2 separate regions of the Homo sapiens genome follow, and region 1 is linked to region 2. The links are chromatin contacts, found by Hi-C or POLR2A ChIA-PET in ENCODE. All regions are on one chromosome and are shown on one strand. The core of a region is the stretch at or near the end of the contact, and the rest is flanking DNA. Distances in the headings are between cores, read along the strand shown. Region 1 overlaps PTPRK (protein tyrosine phosphatase receptor type K). Region 2 has its middle 50 kb from the start of THEMIS.

The links. Hi-C counts contacts between places; a loop is a spot of excess contacts on that map. ChIA-PET counts read pairs that join two places held with the same protein, here RNA polymerase II (POLR2A). Pooled maps may share reads with other maps.
Region 1: a pooled map shows a loop between it and region 2 (3-fold over the local background). The contact joins two enhancer-like sites. A Hi-C loop is called at or near these places in 1 of 37 single-sample maps with no recorded cell type and 1 of 50 pooled maps. POLR2A ChIA-PET finds 5 or more read pairs at or near these places in 1 of 52 experiments (MCF 10A).

What each region holds. Positions count from the first base shown.
Region 1 is chr6:128,490,298-128,493,034 of GRCh38, forward strand. The region is part of intron 1 of PTPRK (protein tyrosine phosphatase receptor type K); the gene reads right to left. Among named protein-coding and RNA genes, the nearest start is that of PTPRK, 29 kb to the right of the region's middle. Within about 2 kb of position 1,439, at least 15 of the 41 ENCODE cell types and tissues checked have a DNase peak (open chromatin) inside an H3K27ac peak, as active enhancers do.
Region 2 is chr6:127,949,670-127,952,384 of GRCh38, forward strand. No RefSeq gene overlaps it. Among named protein-coding and RNA genes, the nearest start is that of THEMIS, 50 kb to the left of the region's middle. Within about 2 kb of position 1,267, at least 3 of the 41 ENCODE cell types and tissues checked have a DNase peak (open chromatin) inside an H3K27ac peak, as active enhancers do.

The sequences.
Region 1 (2,737 bases), core at 189-2,688, 540 kb after region 2:
TTGCTGACCCTACTTATTCTGAGCCATGAAATTGCTCAAACCAGAGCAAACTGCCAACCATGACGAGAGTAAAGGATTCTGCAGATGCATCATTCCTACATAGTATAGCCCAAGGTGAACAGTCCATGAGTATTATACACTAGAACGCAGAGGGCTGGGTACAGAAAATAAGGGGAGGAAAGATGCCAGAGGCAGAATATGGTCATACCGCCCAGGCCCCAATACTGGGAAGTTCTGTCTTCATGAGAAGCAGTACAGCATGGTGATTAACAGCATTGATTCCACAATCACACTCCCCATGTGTAAATCCTAATTCTGTCATTTTCTAGCCATGTGACCTTGGGGCAGTCGCTCAACCTCTCTGTGCCTTCATTTTCCCACACAGCAAAATGTGTATGTATTAGTATACTAGGGCCAACATAGCAAAATACCACAGACTTGAAGGCTTAAATAATTAATTAATTTTCTCATAGTTCCAGAGGCTGAAAGTCCAAGATCAAGATACCAATAAGGCTGGTTTCTCCTGAGGACTCTCCTTGATTTCTGGATAGCCACCTTCTGGTCTTCTGTCTTCATTTCTGTGAACACACATTCTTGGAGTCTCTTCCTCTTTTTATAAGGACATCAGTCATAGTAGATTAGGGCCCACTCTTATGACATCATTTAACCTTAATGACCTCTTTAAAGTCCCTACCTCCAAATACAATCACATTGGGGGTTAGGGCTTCAACATATGAATTTTGGGGAATACAATTCAGTGCATAACAAACAGTATAAAACAATAATAGCTACCTCACATGACTGTGGTGATGATTAGATGTATTACTATACAAGTGCCTGGCTCATGGGAAGTTCTATATAAATGCTTACTATTAGGCTAAGCCCCATTAAATTCACATGTCTAACAAGTATCCACAAATCACAGCATCAAGTGGATGAAAACAGACATTTGCAGTCTGTCTTTAAGATTTCTTGTATTGGGACAGTGATATCTTTGGGGATAAATGGAGGACACATCTTGCTGATAACATCTATCTCAATTCAAAACATGGGTGGTTAATATAGAAATGTTAGTGGTTCCTAACAGGAGCAAAACCAATAGATAGCTTTGATTTTCTCACATTCCCAGTGGGACACAAAGGCTTTTTGTGTCTCAGGATTATGTGCTGATAAAGAATGCGGAAAGAATGTTTATGAGGAAGCAGACAAAAGCAGCCTGGCTCCGGTGTATCCACACTTGGCAGCTGTAATGCAGTTTCGGCTACACCAATAATTTCCAATTATTTTTACCTGCAGTCAATTCTCAAGCTAGAAGACTGTGGTGAGAATATGAGATTAATTTAGACAGGCTCAGGCACTCATGTGAACACCAAAATCTGCCACTAAAACAAACATCAGGCTTACATTAATCTATCATTTTTTTTCTCTTGTTACCTTTTCAATCGCCCTTCATGATCCTGGCCAGGGTTCTGTGTGCGTGATAGATGGCGAATGGAATGGCAGACAGCAGCAGAACAACAGCAGCAAAAGTTACCGACCACAAGCACAGACACTGAAAACGAAAGCGGCTTGGTAACTAACAGGCTAATCTTCACGGCAGGAAGAATACTTGGCAATGAAACTTCCCCTGGGAATTGATTCACTACTGTTCACATTTGTTTAAATGAATTTAACATAATCTTCTAATTGTGGAAGTCTGATCCTATCACTCCCCTGCCTATCTGCCTAAAACTCTTCCATATCATCAGGTTGCCTCCAAGATAAAGTCATCATTCCCTTGCATAACACCCAAGGGTTTCATGATCTAGTCCCAACAAATTGCCACATTCATCTCTATTACAGAATCTTCAAAGATACCAGTAGCAGTTCCTAGTACCGTACTTCTGGGCCCTTCACATGCTGCCTTCTCTATCAAGAAAACCCTCCTCATTGGCTCTGATAACTGCTCTATGTCTTTGGTCTCAATGCTGATATCCCCTCCTAGGCAAATTCCATCCATCCACCCCCAACTGAGTAGTTTGCCTCTTCAGCATGTTCCCAGAATACCCCAAATCTAACACTATTATGGGATATATCATACTGTTACATTGTACATATTTAAGCAACTGCCTACTCAAAATTTTCAAGAGAACCTTGTAGCCTAACTATCCAAAAATGAAAATTCCAATATATTATGGTGGTTGAGATCAAGTATTTCTATATCAGACAGACCTGAGCTTGAAACTTATTTGTCTTTTATTACTCATATGGCCCCAAGAGAAGCTGTAACATGGAGACACAATAATATTTATTTTACGGGATTTTGAAGTATTTAATAAGTAAATACACTTGCCGCAGCACCTGGCATGAGGACAAGTTCATAGCTGTTATTTTCATGCTCAGTATCTAATTCATCTCCTACTACTCTATTGAATATAACCCACTCTTCAAGTTGGACTGTTTGGCCTGAAAATAGTCTTAAGTTTTCTCTTCAGCTGAAATACTCCATCTCCCAATCTTTGCATATGGAAACCCTTGCCTTCCAAAAACCCCTTGCTAGTGCCACACTTTCCACCTATCCTTTCCAAGCCTAGACCTGCTTTCTCCCTTCTCTTGGATAGCCCCCTTGTGCTTTTTGGAAAGGGCAGGAGACACTGATGTTTGCTCATTTTTGTGGCAACCCATACCCCAAATTTTCCCCCAATCCAGAGTGTGGTGTCCCATGTGCCACCAAAATGTAAGTATTTTAGAAGCCGGA
Region 2 (2,715 bases), core at 17-2,516:
CAAAGGAAGTTCATCAGCAAGCTCATGGTCACGGGATTCACTTGTCCTCTTACTTTCTATACTACCCAGAAACCATCAGATGATGGAGTGATAGAGTAGCTTATTAAAAGTACAGATGCAGCACCAGTTTGGATGTAAAGATGAGGCACCAACTTGGATAATAGGGCACTATCTTTCATGATGAGACACTTAACACATTGATATTCATTATATTGTGTTGTGCTCCCCATATGTAAATACATTGCAACAGGAACCAAGGGGTGAAAGTAAGAGTGGCCTCAATGATCATCAAGCTGAGTGACTTACTTGGAAGTTTGTATTCTGTACCTTTAACTCTAGGCTCTTTTAGCTTTAGAGATTTAGGAACACTCCCTCCCACCAAAGGACAAAGTGAGAGTCCCATTAAACATTAAGTCAAAGTTGACCTCTGGTTACCTTAGTCTCTTTATACCTAGAGCTTGGTGGGAAAAGAACAATGTCAACATCCTTGCAGGTATAATTGATCCTGATCTTCAGGGGGAGACAAGGCTGATGGTATACAATGTGGGCAGGGAAGGATTCATTTGGCATCAAAGTGATGCACTGGCGTATCTGTTGGTGTCCACTATTAACAGGTAATAGTCAAGTATAGCAGCTGTGCTTGAGAAATACATGGGGATTAGGAGCTCTCACTCCTCTTGGACGAAGGTCTGCATCACTCAACCACGTGAGCCATCAAGACAAGCAGAGGAGCTAGTTAAGGGTGAAGCAAACTTAAAATGATAAATATCCTTGAAATTAGCCACAGCACCGGAGTTTGTAGTTTGTACTGTTAATCTTCCTCTTGTATGTTTCCCTGGTGGTAGAGACCAACCATAATCTTGTAGGAGCTGCCTCCAGACAGGGTGAATTCACTACATTATATGAAGTAAAAGATCCAGAGACACACAGGAGTGAACTGTAGTGAACGCTATAGCGTTAGACACACAACTTTCTTTAAGGCCATGCACCCATCATCCAGCTGCCAGAATTGTTGACTACTGACAGCACTTAGCTGAATGCCCCTCCAGATATCACCCATGGTTGGTGGAAGCTTCCTCATTTAAGGTTCTGTCCTTTGCCTCTGGGTAGGCTGCAGCCAATGACCGGTTCATGGAGCGATACAAAGGCCTGGCCTCTGCCTCAATGGAGGCAACCCTGAAGAGGCACCCGAGACTTGTTAGAACTGCCTGGTGGTTAAACTCCTTCTGCTCAATCCTGCTTCCCTCAACTGGCATGTGTGTAGTTCTCAGGAACACTACCCAACACACTGCCTGCATGCTAATCTCCATTTCCGGGTCTCTTTTTGGGGAAGCTAACCTGCAACATTTGCCAACTCTGCTAGAATAATACTTCCTTTTTTTCTTACCTAGCCATTATAAATGTATACGTGATGTTATTCTTTCTCGGACAATAAATAGTACTTTTAAACTCATGTTTAAATGATTCTTTCATGTCTCCTGAAGGCCTGGTGTCAAATTCCACTGAACCCTCTTTCCTTTGCCTTTTTCCTAAGATTGCCAGACCTGGGTACCTGCAGGCACAGCTGAGGAGACCTGGCATTTTCTCATCTACTCTTCAAAAGTGCCATGATCTAGTTCCTCTATTGCTACAGCAATAGCATAAAGACAAACCTTGCAATGGCCTCTTTTAATATGAAACAATTCAGTTTTTACTTTACCAAAGCCACCAATTTCCTGTACTTTTAAGCCTTTGTCTCACTTCAAGAACCACAAAACACAATCATTAACAAACACCAACAGTATTTCTCAGTCTTAATTCAAGTTTGATGTTTCAGTTTAAGTTCTACCACAGAAAAAAGTCTCCAGAAAAGTGTCCTTTTTGGTTGCCTGGATAACTTTTCATTAACAAAATAAAGTCCAAACTCCTGTCAATGTTAGGTCCTTTGTGCTTTGTCTTTAAATGAATCTCCACTCTGATCCTGCTAAACTGATTGGTATACAATTTATATCTCGTCCATTTTTTGTAGTACTCTCCTCTCTCATGGCTCTTCCACCTATTAGTCAAGCCCCATCTCTTATAACATCTGTGATGAAGTTTTGTATGACCAACAGAGAGAAAAACAGAGTGGTGGGCCCCCAATCGCTTATGGGAGAAAGACCATAATCCCTCCCACAGCTTGGAAGGTCCTGTATGGGACAGCTTCTCTGTCCAACTCCAGCTTTCTCTGGCACATTGCTTTCTGAGTTTCAGTCCCATTCACATTTTTCTCTTTGTAGCACCGACGTTCTTCCTGCCAAAGGGTTATTTGGATACCTTTCCTCATACTTCTTACATTGCCTCTGTCCTGGAAGCTCTAGTCTTTTGCAAGAGCTTCCTCATATTCTTTCAGATCTAATATCAGTTTTCACTTCCTCAGGGAAACTTTACCCTATTTCCCAGAATAGGTAAGAATTCCATTACGTGCTCTCACAGAACCCATAATTCTGCTTATAGCTGTAGCTATGTTCTAGTTACCCTGTATTTCTTATTTAGTGCTTTTCTTATTAACTTAGTCAAGGTTTGGGTAGAAAATCAGAAATAGGCACTTTATGACAAGCATGGTGACTCACATCTGTAATCCTAGCACTTTAGGAGGCCGAGGCAGGTGGATCGCTTGAACCCAGGAGTGTGAGACCAACCTGGGCAACACAGCGAAACCCCATCTCTACAAATAATACAAAAAATTAGTGGGGC